2 separate regions of the Homo sapiens genome follow, and region 1 is linked to region 2. A link is a contact called in ENCODE Hi-C data. All regions are on one chromosome and are shown on one strand. Each heading gives the region's core, a stretch centred on a gene start or an enhancer-like site at or near the end of the contact. The rest is flanking DNA. Distances are from core to core; before and after follow the strand shown. Region 1 has its middle 61 kb from the start of GPATCH2L. Region 2 overlaps TTLL5 (tubulin tyrosine ligase like 5).

Region 1 (6,161 bases), core at 1,724-4,223, 380 kb after region 2:
TCCCCACTAGCCTGTAAGCTCTTCCAGTCCAAGACTAGGTGTTGATCGCATTTCTATCCAACTGCATGCCTATTCCAGGAGTTCAAAGTCAAATAAAGCACACTCCTGACCTCTAGAAACTCACAAGCTAGCAAATAAATAGTGTGTGAGTGAAGGAGCCCATATGATCTGCAAAATACAGATGGGAGGAGAGAGAGAGGGATACTTCGCCCACCAAGAAATAACAGAGGTGGGGCTGATTTGCTTTGAGCGAAGGCCACTTGGTTCTTGTAAAGTTTTACAGGAACACAGCCATGCTCATTTGTTTACGTGCTCATTTGTTTACAACAGCTCATTTGTCGATGGCTGCCTTTATGCTACAAGGGGCAGAACTTAGTTGTGACAGAGATCGTCTGGCCTACAACGCCTAAAATATTAGCTATCTGCCGCTTTGCAGAAAAATGTTGCCAACCCCTCCTTAGAGGAGAGAATGAAGATGAGAAATAACAAACCTGCGTGCTCTCAAAGTTCAGCTGCTTGTTTCTATCCAGGAAATTCATTGCAGCAGGAGTGATTTGAGTTAAATGTAAGGAAAGACTAGAAGGGTGGGGAGATTCTGGCCCCTAAAGGAGAGACAACCTTTCTTTAAGAAAAGGAAACGAGCACTCATCAGTTCCAGGAACAGGGACATGATCTATCTGGAGACAAAAAAGCTGGAAAGGGGGACATCTGGCTCCTTCTTGGCCCTTTGATCCTACTTGGGATGTGGGGGTGAGGAAGTCTCTAGGAGCCAAATGCCTTTGTCAGCGGGCTCAGGATATTGAAGAGAAGGCCCAGTGGAGTGGGTGTTAGAAGCAAGGGAAGGGGAAAATGTTGATTTTTCTTTTGGCAAGGCAGAAATCAGAAAGCAAGGGTGGTGGGAGCAGAACGAGGAAGAAGCCGTTCTTCTGTGGCTGTGCCGGAGTGAATTAATTCACGGCATATGTTCCTAGCATCTGTCGTGGTGACCTGGACTGGAGGGGTCAGTGAGAGAGGAGACCATGCCAGGACTGAGCATTAGCCCAGAATTCCCAGGCTGCAGGGGCTCTTGGCTCCCACCGAACGCTGGCTGGCCAGCCCACCCAGGAACAGCTGCTGCAGCTGCAGCCACCAGCGCTGCCTCGGGGAGGAGGGAGAGCATCCCCTTCCTGTGCTCCCCACAAGAAAACACCTGGCCAAGGAGGGGCTGGGAGAAGACCAGAAAGAATCCTGCAGAACGCTATCTCTTCCAGACCTTTAGCGGCGGTAGATTCCACCCAGCAGCCACACGTCCGCCAGCAGACTGCAGGTGTGTCCCCAAAGGACAGCACAGGAGGGGTGAGAGAGCCACAGCCCTGAATGGAGAATGAACAAGAATTTGGGGACTTCCTCTTAAGTGTCAGTCCCAGAATTTCCCTGGATGCTATGTGGGCTGCGTGGTGCTGAAGTGTCCCTTGTGAGTTGATGGTCAGCCCAGAGGAAGCAAGGCAGGCAGGCGTGGTGGCTGAGAATGGGATGATGCCAGGTTCACATCTGTGCTCTTCCACGTCGCAGCTGTACGACCTTGGGTATGTTCTCATAACTCCTTGAGCCTCAGTTTTCTCATCTGTGGAGTGACGCTGAAAATCATTCCTGAATCACAGGGCTATTGTGATGATTAAATGAGCTGATGCTTGTTGAGCTGATGCTTGTTAAGTGTCTGGCACAAAGTAAGCCCTCAATGAAGATTAGTTCTGATCACATTGAATGGGCAGGCAGTGGTCACTTGTTGTGCCTGATCATAAATCACAGGGCATTAGGACCTGACCGGACCTGAGTGGGCATCTACCCCAAGGTCACAAACTGGAGGCCATAGGCTGATGCTGACTCACAGGACATGTTGGGTTTGGCTCATGCACTGTTTTTAATTGTTTTGTTAATTATCAACATTTAAAACTGAAAGGTTTAGACTTCCAGCTTCTCTTGGAAAATAACTGCTTGCTCCCAAAGTTCAGCTGCTTATTTCTATCCAGAAAATTAATTGCAGCTTCCAGCTTCTCTTAGAAAATGGGAGGATCGGCCGTGCATGGTGGCTCATGCCTGTAATCCCAGCACTTCGGGAGGGTGAGGTGGGCAGATCACGAGGCCAGGAGATCGAGACCATCCTGGCTAACACGGTGAAACCCCATTTCTACTAAAAATACAAAAATTAGCTGGGCGTGGTGGCACGCGCCTGTAGTCCCAGCTACTCGGGAGTCTGAGGCAGAAGAATTGCTAGAACCTGGGTGGTGGAGGTTGCAATGAGTTAAGATCGCACCACTGCACTCCAGCCTGGGCAACAGGGTGAGACTCCGTCTCAAAAAAATAAAAATAAAAAATAAAAAAAGAAAGAAAAAGAAAAAGAAAGAAAATGGGAGGATCTGGCTACTCTGGAGCTGCTGTTCTTAGAGCAGCTATTGACTGGAGCTGAGAAGCAACAGCTTTTAATGAGTAGCAGGTGATCAGCCCACGTGCTTCCGCGGACGCATTCCTGCCTGGCCACGCAGGCATTCACTTTAAGAGCCCTGCCCAATCTTCTCATTTTACCAGTGAGGATTCTGTCCCCCAACGACACTTATCCAACCAAGGTCATGTTCCTGAGCCTGGACCCTGGTTACTAACAAAAGCCAGCATCCTTTGTCAGTAACCAGGGCCCTTGCCTGCCATCTAACCTCACATCATGCAAGCTGTGGAGAAGGCCCAGTTTCCCTACCACGGGTTCTCCTCCTCTGATCAGTCTAACTCTGTGTCTGGCACACATCTGACAAGAGTTGAAGCAGAGTCCTAGGCTATTTCCAGGACCAGTAACAGGACCCTTTGCCAGGTGCCCAACGTGGATGGTGTCTGTCCTGTGCTCAGCTGTCACAGGAAAAGGTGGGAGGTTTGCCTTCTTCCTTCTCCGGCCTCCGCCGGTGTAGGCATTATAAAGAGGCCTCGGGGGCCACCTAGCAGCCAGCAGCGTCTCTACACAGGCCACTCCGTGTCCAGGCTGAGACCATGTGCTTCCCAGCCTGTGACTGAACATGGCAGTGGTACAAGGGCTCACCATTTCTGGCCAGCACAGGACTTTCTGCTGCAATCTTTGCACGGCGTTCCCCGTGGGGAGGCCAGAACTTTCTCCAAGCTGTGCTGCTGTCTGAGACACTTGCCCTCCAGTCCTCCTTCCTGCCCTCTCCCCTTTCTCAGGCCTCAGACCCTCATCACCACCTGAAGGCTTTTCCTGCTCCTGCTCCTTCGCCTCCCCCTTGATCTTTCCCAGGAATTACCCTCAGTAAATCTCCTGCACTTCCAGCTCCGCGTTGGTGTCTGCTTCCCAGATGAGCCAAACAGAGAGCTGGTGGTGGCCCAGCTAGACTCAGGGGGCAACAACTCCTGGCCAGGGCTGAGAAGACACAGCCTGTTACAGGGATAGGGAGCAGGCTCACCTCCAAAGCCAGATGGCTCATGAACCCTAGTGTGGGTGAGATTCAGGTCAGGGATCCCCGGTGGGGCGCCAGTAGCAGATCCCTCTTTCATTCAGGTAAGCACCAATGTGGAATCCAACCCAACTGAGAAGGCCTGAAAAGGAGGAGCTGGAAGCCCCTCAGGGGGCACTCGGCAAGAATTTGGTCCCCTCTCAGCAGGAGTAGAAGCCAACTTGGTGTCTTCTTGCTGAGGTAGGGCACGGATAGCCTCTGTTGGTGGCTTTATGGGCAGAGAACAAGGGATATCATGACATACTAGGCCTGCCAGGAGACAGGAGATGCCTGCCCTCTATAGCGACACCTGTTGCCTCTCAGGATCTGGGGATCATCTCTGGATGTGGGAGAAGAGATGTAGAAGCAGTTGCACCCCAGACCTTGCCGGGGCAGGTGCCGGGAAGTAAAGCCACCTCTCTGATATGGCAGAAGGGGGCAGGGCATGCTCTGATGGCAGAGCAGAGGCTACTGTGGGTTTTGTGAAGGGGCCAGCTTGTTCTGACAGGAGAGGAAGGACCGCTTCCCACCATCCCTAAGGCACAAGGCCCTCCAACGTGGTCTTGCAGTTGTAAGGACAAAGGCAGTAGAACACAGGTTGAACAGGAAGGTGCCTCTCTAGGTGGAGACTGAGGCTACATAGATGGGGGAGATGGCACTTAGTAGGAGAACTAAGCAAAGAGGGAAAAAATTATTTAGCTCTTTAGGGAACAGAAATTAACCAACCTAGGGGAGTGGGGCAGGGCAAGGATTGACTTTAAAGGAACCAGAGAGAAAGTTGCTGAGGGGTGGGGATTAGGGGGTGGAAATGTTCCATATCTTGATTGTGGTGGCAGTCATATGTCCGTTTGTTGTATTTGAAAACCTCATGAAACCTTACGCTTTAAAAAAAGATGAATTTTGTTGTTGTTGAGACAGAGTTTTGCTCTGTTACCCAGGCTGAAGTGCAATGGCACGATCTTGGCTCACTGCAACCTCCAGCTTCTGGGTTCCTCCTGCCTCAGCCTCCGAAGTAGCTGGGATTACAGGCGTTTGTGACCACGTCTGGCTAATTTTTGTATTTTTAATAGAGATGGGGTTTTGCCATGTTGGCCAGGTTGGTCTTGAACTCCTGGCATCAAGTGATCTGCCCCGTCCACCTCGGCCTCCCAAAGTACTGGGATTACTTTTTTGCACGTGGCCAAAAAAGGATGATTTTTATTGTATGTGATTCATACCCCAATGAACCAGACTATAAAGATTTTCCCCCATCAGCCCTCACCATCTCAGGTGGGTGAGTTGGGGAGCTCCTGTCTGTCCCCCACCGTCTCTGGCATTTTGCAGCATTCCCCAACCCCCTGAGAGCTAGGTCAGGAAGCAGAGGGGCCTTCAATGCCCCCCAAGGAGTGCCCCTCAGCCAAGACCCCAGGGCAGGGCACTGTGCAGGCTCAGAGCTAGCCTTTCAATTTCATCTTCAGTTTTGTTTTCCATGATTACATTTGGAAAGGAAAATCTAGCAGATTTGACTATTGGAGAGAGCAGATGGTCCAATTTGAAGTAAAACACAGGCATTTGGGAGCTGTTTTTGACATTCTTGTGGAAGTGCAGGTTTGTTGAGCCCAGATTAGGGAGGACACAGGGAAACTTGAGGGCCCCAGGCTGTTTAAAAAGTCCATCACCCCGAGAGAGCAGGATGTGCCATCTTTTGCATTGCAATCGTATTTTTGACCTGGAGGATATAAGAACTTTTGATGCCAGATCTTTAAAAAAAATAATAATAATAATACCCCTTTTAAAGGTCACACAATCCTATTTTTTAAATATCATCTTTATTTAAACAATTAATGCATATTCACTAAATGTAAAGCTATATATTTAAATATATTAAAAATCCCTTTTCACTCTGCTCTGCCCCCACCCATTCCACAGCCCTCCCCAGAGGTGAGCAGGGTGTGCCCTTTCAGATAATTCAGGGCACTGATGTACACATAGGTGGACAAATAGAGACCAGGAGCTTGGCTTTCTTTATGTAATTGGAGCCACTCTGCAAGTATGGCCTGTAACTTGCTTTTTCCTCTTGCCAGCACACCTTGCAGAACTTTCCCATCGGTGCCTCTCTTCTCGTTCTGTCGGTGCCTCTCTTCTCGTTCTGTCGGTGCCTCTCTCCTCGTTCTGTCGGTGCCTCTCTCCTCGTTCTGTCGGTGCCTCTCTCCTTGTTCTGTCGGTGACTCTCTACTCATTCTTTTCAGTGGTGCACTTTACGCCATAGATTCCCCATCCACAATTCGGTTTCCTCGTTAACCCCCACCAGGGATGACCGTTCAGATTGAGCCTGCTTCCTTCCACCGCCTTCTCATGACAACCTGGCAGGGACCCTGTTCCAGCCCAGCACTGGCTCACCTCCAAATTCTTTCTGCCAGACTGCAGCATCCCCTGAGCCCCTGAGAGCTAGATCAGGAGGCACAGGGGCCTCCAGTGCCCCCTCAGGCAGTGCCCCTCAGCCAAGACCCCAGGCCAGGGCGCTGTGCAGGCTCAGAGCTAGCCTTTCAGCATGCTGGAAGGACAGGCGTCTGTTTGACTCTTTTCTAATGACCTGCTGGGTAAGAAAGTGGCAGAGGGAGCACTCGTCTTCTGGGATGGTTTTTCCAAGGCAATGGGGGTGAGGGGGAGCCAGAGGGGCTAGACCACGTGGGGAGGACACAGTGGCCCATG
Region 2 (6,450 bases), core at 1,699-4,198:
TGGTCACGACAAGCTAAAAAAGCCTGGTCTGTGTATGTTTCTGTATTTTAGAAAATGCAATTGGAAGATGGGAAATACCATGGATAAAAGAAGGCTACCTATTTATGTACAGGTGCTTTGACAGATATTATTGTACTCTGACAACTATTATTTTAGAATGGTCTTTTAATGATTTTAGAGACTTAGTTTTTTTCACATGTATCCTATGACTTGAAATCAGTGAGAGCAGACTAACCAAACCTCGCTGGTGGAGCTCTGTGTTCCGTTCGCCTCTAGGTGGCAGTCACAGCATTTATAAGTCCTGTCATATTCTTAACTGAGATTTTGAGTTTGAGCCCTGGGAACATTGGAGACTACCAAAACTCCCTAGTTCTGGCCTCTTCCTTGAAAATTGAGAAAGGGAAGAACTGAAACATCTCGCAGTTATTAGATAAAGGGCTGGACCAGGCATCTGAACATGAGCTGACTACTAGCTCTAATCAGGTTTTTATAGGAAAGAAATTGTCGATAATATTTGTAGACACACGTGCTCTCACGTTTTGAAGTATCACTATACAAAATTAGGTATAAAAGCCTATTCCTGGCCAGGCGTGGTGGCTCACACCTGTAATCCTAGCACTTTGGGAGGCCGAGACGGGAGGATTGCCTGAGGCCAGGAGTTCAAGACCAGTTTGGGCAACATTGTGAGACCCCATCTCATTAAAAAAAAAAAAAAAAAAAAAAAAAAAGACCAAGAAAAAGCCTATTCCCTATATTATTTAAAACAAAATGATGGTAAAATACAGTCCTGACTTCTCAGATATGCAAGGTTCTGAGGATTTTCAGCTTTATAATTTGAGACTTCTGAGCTTTCTCTCTTTTGTGTTATGAGTTTCATCATTCTCCTTCCTCTGCTCATCCTCACCTTCACTTCTCTCCTGTGTCAAGTTTTAGAAACTGATTATGTCCTGCCAAAAATTGGACTTTGGGAATAGAGAAAAGAGATGGAGGTTGTGCTTCACTGTTTCTCAAGGACATCATAGCAATATGTTTTGCTTAATATTCCAAAGATATTTTCACCTACAATATTAACAGCCCTCTCTATGGGTAAAATTTGGCATAATTTTAAGACCTTTCTGGTTCAGAGCACAACATGAGAACAACAGTACCAATGTTTATTATAGAATTTACTACAAATATGCAAGTGCTTTGGCTACTGGTTGTGTGTTGGAAGTCAGAATCTACTGAATTAAGTATAACCCTTTTGCTTCCAGCAGAAACAAAAAAATTTATACACACACACACACACACACACACACACACACACACACAATGGATGTTTTTTCACAGAATAATTAGAAAAACAGCTTTTAAAAAACTCAGACCAAGTAGAACCAGAAAGCCACATGAATTTTCAGGGCTTTGGTTAGGTTTACCTGAAAGTGTAGGTGAATATAAAAGCTTTATCAAAGCTTTACAAAAGCATAACGCATGGCAATATGATGCACTGTTTGCGGGAGTCCTGCGAGGGCACATTGTTCCGTGCAGTAATTTCAATGTGCCTAAGTTCTTGTGTCTTCACTAATTATGTATCTTGACATTCACTTGCTTTGTTGTAACCCTCAGAGTCTGTTCAACTATGTCGATAGTCTGTAGCATCTCCAGATCTGCAGCTTTTAGTTATCTTGGGCCACATGTAATTTATGTAGACATAACTGAAGATCATCAGTTTGGGATGAGATTATTGGGTTACGTTGAGGCTCAACAAGAAAAACCATAATCTTTCCTAAAGAGACGGAACAGGAGGCAAATACAATTCATTTCCTTCTTTAGAAATGAATTCCCTTACACCCTATCACTTCTGTTTTGGACCTCAAATTAATACTAGGCGACAGAAAGATTAAATTCATTTCACAAGACAGTTTTGTGATATAAGTTATTTTGTGTAAAATTTTTTAACACAAAATTAAATTCGTGAAAACCCTAGTTTCTGTATAGATGAGTGTTTTCAGTTGTCCTTATTGTTTTATTAACATAAGAAGTGGGAGAGCTCTCACTGTTTTCTCATGTGTGGGTATAGTATTGAAGAAGTGTTGCAATTGTCCCCCTGGTATTTGGGTGCAGCTTTTTGTGATTCCCACAGTAGCCCTCAGAGGTCCCCTGTGCTTTTGAATTTTACTTGCGTGTTGCTGTTTTGCACCACCAGGGGACACTCAGTTTCCACAGAGGGGTGCTATGCTCTACCAAAATGGTGCAGATTCTTTTTCCTGTCAGGGGTGGACTCCAAAAAGATTTTGTCCTGGATTTTACAGCTTTAGGTGGATCCAGTATTGGGTTTAGATGAGTTGACAGAGCCCTTTCTGAGATGAAGCTAATAGCCAGATTTTCACTGAAACAGGAAAAATAAAAATTTCAAAAAAATTAAAACAAAATGGAGTTAAAAACTAAATATGTTGCCAGAGACCCAAAGATAGGCAGCTCTAGCAACTTGGGGGGCATGCAAGTATCCATCCAGGGAGCTGAGTTCCACCCATGCGGCGGAGGTGGGAAGAGAGGATTCTGGGAAGGTCCCGGTTGGAATGGCCTTTTTTCTGCCTCAGCCATATTATTCAGTGGAAATTCAGAAAAGACCCCAAAACATTTGTAGTGCCTTTCCCTTTCTCCCCACCCCCAGTTCCTTCTTCAGTAGCCTTCCTTGCTAATTAACACTGGCTCTGCAGGGATATTTACCTTTTCTCTGCTGGATTCCTGTGGTTTTGAAAGAATTCAGGTACTTGCTGGTTGCCAAGGAATTCAGATTACCTCACAGGCTGCACACTGTCCAGAATCTGCCACAGCAGCAAGTAGGGGGGAAGAGACACCAACAAGGGGGAGAAAACCCTTTCCAGTGCTCATTGTCACCCTCCCTGGCAGGCCCTTGCTGTTTGTGAAGTTTGAGTCATTTCTGGCTCTAAAGACAAGGGATCAGGCTGGTAATCCCCTCCCAGACGGCTCTGTAGGGCGCTGCCTAGTCACTGCAGCGCTTTGGCAGTCTCCCGGCTGCAGCTGGTTGACAGCAGATCAGAGAGCTCTTGGGCCTCTTGTTCTCTTCCATAAGATTTTTCTGGGTCAGGCCAGGATGAAACCCAGTGGCTCCTGGCAAGGCTGCCTGAGGTGCTGTCTCTTCATTGTCCAGGCCTCTCTGACTCAAAATGCCTACACCTGTTGAAGGATAACTCATGTGCCACAGCGAGGTCGAGGCTGGCCTTCTCTTTTCTTGGTACATTTGTAGTGAATGTTTGTCAGAAAATATAACTACCAAAGAGGATGTTAAGCTTCTACATCTAGAATGCCTGTGACTCTGACCATAAGAAGATATTGGTATCAAAAAAAAGTTTTTAAGAAAACAGCAGGACAAAAAAAAAAAAAAAGAACATGTGGGGTCATATTCTTAGAAGAACAAACTGGTTTTTGAATAGGGGAAGAGAGTTTAAAAGATCCCACTAACTCTCTGCTTTCCTTCTTGTTTTGGTTCCATATTGGTAAAGATCTTGGAGCAAGCAACTCCAGTGCAGTTTCAGTTAATGTTTGCCAAGTCCCTACCATATGCCAAACATTGAAATCTTTTCTCCACACAGACATTCAGACTTTTAGACAAATTATCTTGATTCTCTTGATCAAATTATCTTGATCACTATCTTGATTCTCAGTGAGAAACATTAGAAAGCGAAAAGGAAATGTAACTTGTGATTTAAAAATTTATTGTCAAAATAAAGATATTGTCCAAAACAATTCATATTTGTTTTCATTGTGGTTAAAAAGGGGGGAGGGGGCGGCAAATAGTTCTATATTCATCAATAGGCTGCAAAATAGTACCTAGGGTTTCAAATTTAACAAAGAAAGTAGGAACTCTCCCACCTTTTGTTAGCTTAAAGGTCAAAGCCTTAAAGGTCTGTCGTGAGAACTTTCCTAAATCTTGATCTCATTAAGAGGGAGATACAAGACTGACTCCATCGTGTAAATTTTGGTCTACATTAGGATAAGTGTGGTCATGTAGTCATGTGCTTTATAACAATGGGCAAGGAAGGACCACATATACTATGGTATCCCATAAGATTGTAATGGAGCTGAAAAATTTCTGTCGCCTAGTGACATTGTAACATCATAACACAATGTATTACTTTTTCTATGTTTAGATACACAAATACTTACCATTGTGTTCCAGTTGCCTACAGTATTCAGTATAGTACAATGCTGTACAGGTTTGTAGCCTACAAGCAAGAAGCTGTATTATCTATCCTAGGTGTGTAGTAGGCTATACCATCCAGGTTTGTGTAAATACGCTCTATGATGTTCACACAACGATGAAATTGGCCTATCAATGCATTTCTCAGAGCATATCCCCATTGTTAAGTGACGAATGGTTGTATGTGCAAACTTGGTCCTGGGGTACCTAGTAAATAGTGCTCTTTTAGGTTATTGTTAATAGAGAAATGGTGTTGAAACTTCAGACCTAGAGAAGATGAAATTTGATAATATGTGATGGTCTAAATCAAAGGTCACTAACATAAATGCTCACAAGTACATTCACTGAAGGAAGAGTGGAGACTGGAGAATGGAGAGTACATGTCTCATCTAAAGGCATTTACTATTTAGTGCCAGCAGCTGATACTGGTATTGCCAGATCTGGTTTGTTAAGTGAGGCTTGAACATGTAGATTTTTACTGTGAAACAAAGCACTTTTTTACACTTTTAATTTTGAAACCGTTTTGAACTTATAGAGTTGTCAGAGCTGTAAGAATTATATGAAAAATTACCTTTTACCCTATGTCTAGAGATCTCATTCCAATTCTGCCAATTGTCCTAAGATTTTTTTTTTTTTTAATTACAAAAGGATCCAATCAAGGATCACATGTTGTATTTAGCCGTCGGGTCTCCGTAGTCTCCTTCAGTCTGAAACAGTTCCTTAGTCTTTCTTTGACTTTCATGATCTCAGCATTTTTGAAGATTACAGGCCAGTCATTTTGTGGATTGTCCCTCAGTTTGGGCTTGTCTGATATTTTCTCATGAAGAGACCTAGGTAATGCATTTGGGGCCAGAATACCACAAAAGTGATACTAATTCTTGTCATTGCATTATATGTGATGGCACATGCTAGTCATTTAGTGGTGTTTGACCATTTGCTTTAGGTCATCTGCTAGATTCCTCCACTGTAAAATTATTTGGTCTTACCCTTTGTAATTAGTAAGTATTTTATAAGGAGATACTTTAAATCATGTAAAATTTCATTCTTCATCTCATTTCTCATTTTTAAGAAAAATCTATTGATTTTTCTTGCCTTAATGAATTATTGCTGTAATAGTTGCCAAATGATGATTTTTTAATTCCATCATAACTTTTATTTCTTGGCATTTTTCTGTGAGGAAGAGCTTTATCTTCTCGTTTATTTATTCATCTATTTATTTATACCAATGCAGACTCAAGCGTTCCTGTTTTATTTAATGGGTTATAATTCTTTACTATCATGATTTATTTTGATGCTCAAATTGTCCCAGATTTGGCCAGTGGGAGACCTCTCAAGCTGGCTTTGTGTCCTTTTGACATGTCTTTATCATTCTTTGAGCACAAGATGTTTCAGGCTCATCTTGTTCTTTCTCTATTCTATCCCTGGAATCAACCATTTCTCCAAGGAGCACTGGTTGCTTTTTCTTGGAGTATAATATTTAGAAATCAATATCTGGGTGCTAGATACGCTCATTGTTTTGGGGCATTTCTGCTTTCAGACCCTGGCCATGAGCAGAGTTAGGAAATTATGTATTTATGTACATATACACTTGTACATCTGTATTTCTATATCTGTCTCTAATGTATTGTTGAAAAATAGAAGTTTATACTAGTACGCACAATTCTAGTTCAAAACTACAGAGTTCCTTCTTGTTTTTTGCTTTTCATATTTTAAAATCTCTTTTCCAACAGCAGGAAATCTGGCTCGCAGTATCTTTAACATATTTATTTATTTGCTCAATTCCTTTGTATGTGGCCAGTTTCCTGACCCCACTGGGCCACTGTCCCATTCAGATGCCGTTTTTATATGGATTTATACCCTTATTTGGTGGCCTCCCTGCTTAGAAAACCTCCTTGTGCTTCTGGCTGACTTCCCACCCTACTCACCATCTTCCTTTTTTTTTTTTTTTTTTTTTTGTAACTCACCATCTTCCTCATGTGGGCCCTGGCTACCCCTGGGCTGCAAGAAGGAAGGTCTGATTTTTATATGTTGTTCAGGTAATTAAAGTTTAAAAGAAAAAACAAAGCTTTTGTAGGTTAATCAGAACTTGACCAGTAGGTCACATTCAAGACTAATGTGACCTGTGGTCTAGACAATAAAAAAGAAAATAGTGGTCAGATGATGATGATGGCTTATTTACTATGGATTTTAGTGAGAGCTATAAGCTCTTACTGGGGTAGGAGGAAAGATGAACATGCACACCTTTT

The links. Hi-C counts contacts between places; a loop is a spot of excess contacts on that map. Pooled maps may share reads with other maps.
Region 1: a loop to region 2 is called in a map of psoas muscle, with 2.7 times the contacts of the local background. The contact joins two enhancer-like sites. A Hi-C loop is called at or near these places in 3 of 168 maps with a recorded cell type or tissue (dorsolateral prefrontal cortex, endothelial cell of umbilical vein and psoas muscle) and 6 of 50 pooled maps.

Annotation. Positions count from the first base shown.
Region 1 is chr14:76,088,283-76,094,443 of GRCh38, forward strand. No RefSeq gene overlaps it. Among named protein-coding and RNA genes, the nearest start is that of GPATCH2L, 61 kb to the right of the region's middle. Within about 2 kb of position 2,974, at least 6 of the 41 ENCODE cell types and tissues checked have a DNase peak (open chromatin) inside an H3K27ac peak, as active enhancers do; they include psoas muscle, where a contact is called at or near this core.
Region 2 is chr14:75,709,128-75,715,577 of GRCh38, forward strand. All of the region lies in intron 9 of TTLL5 (tubulin tyrosine ligase like 5), which reads left to right. Among named protein-coding and RNA genes, the nearest start is that of TTLL5, 51 kb to the left of the region's middle. RefSeq lists an enhancer at 2,752-2,861. Within about 2 kb of position 2,949, at least 27 of the 41 ENCODE cell types and tissues checked have a DNase peak (open chromatin) inside an H3K27ac peak, as active enhancers do; they include psoas muscle, where a contact is called at or near this core.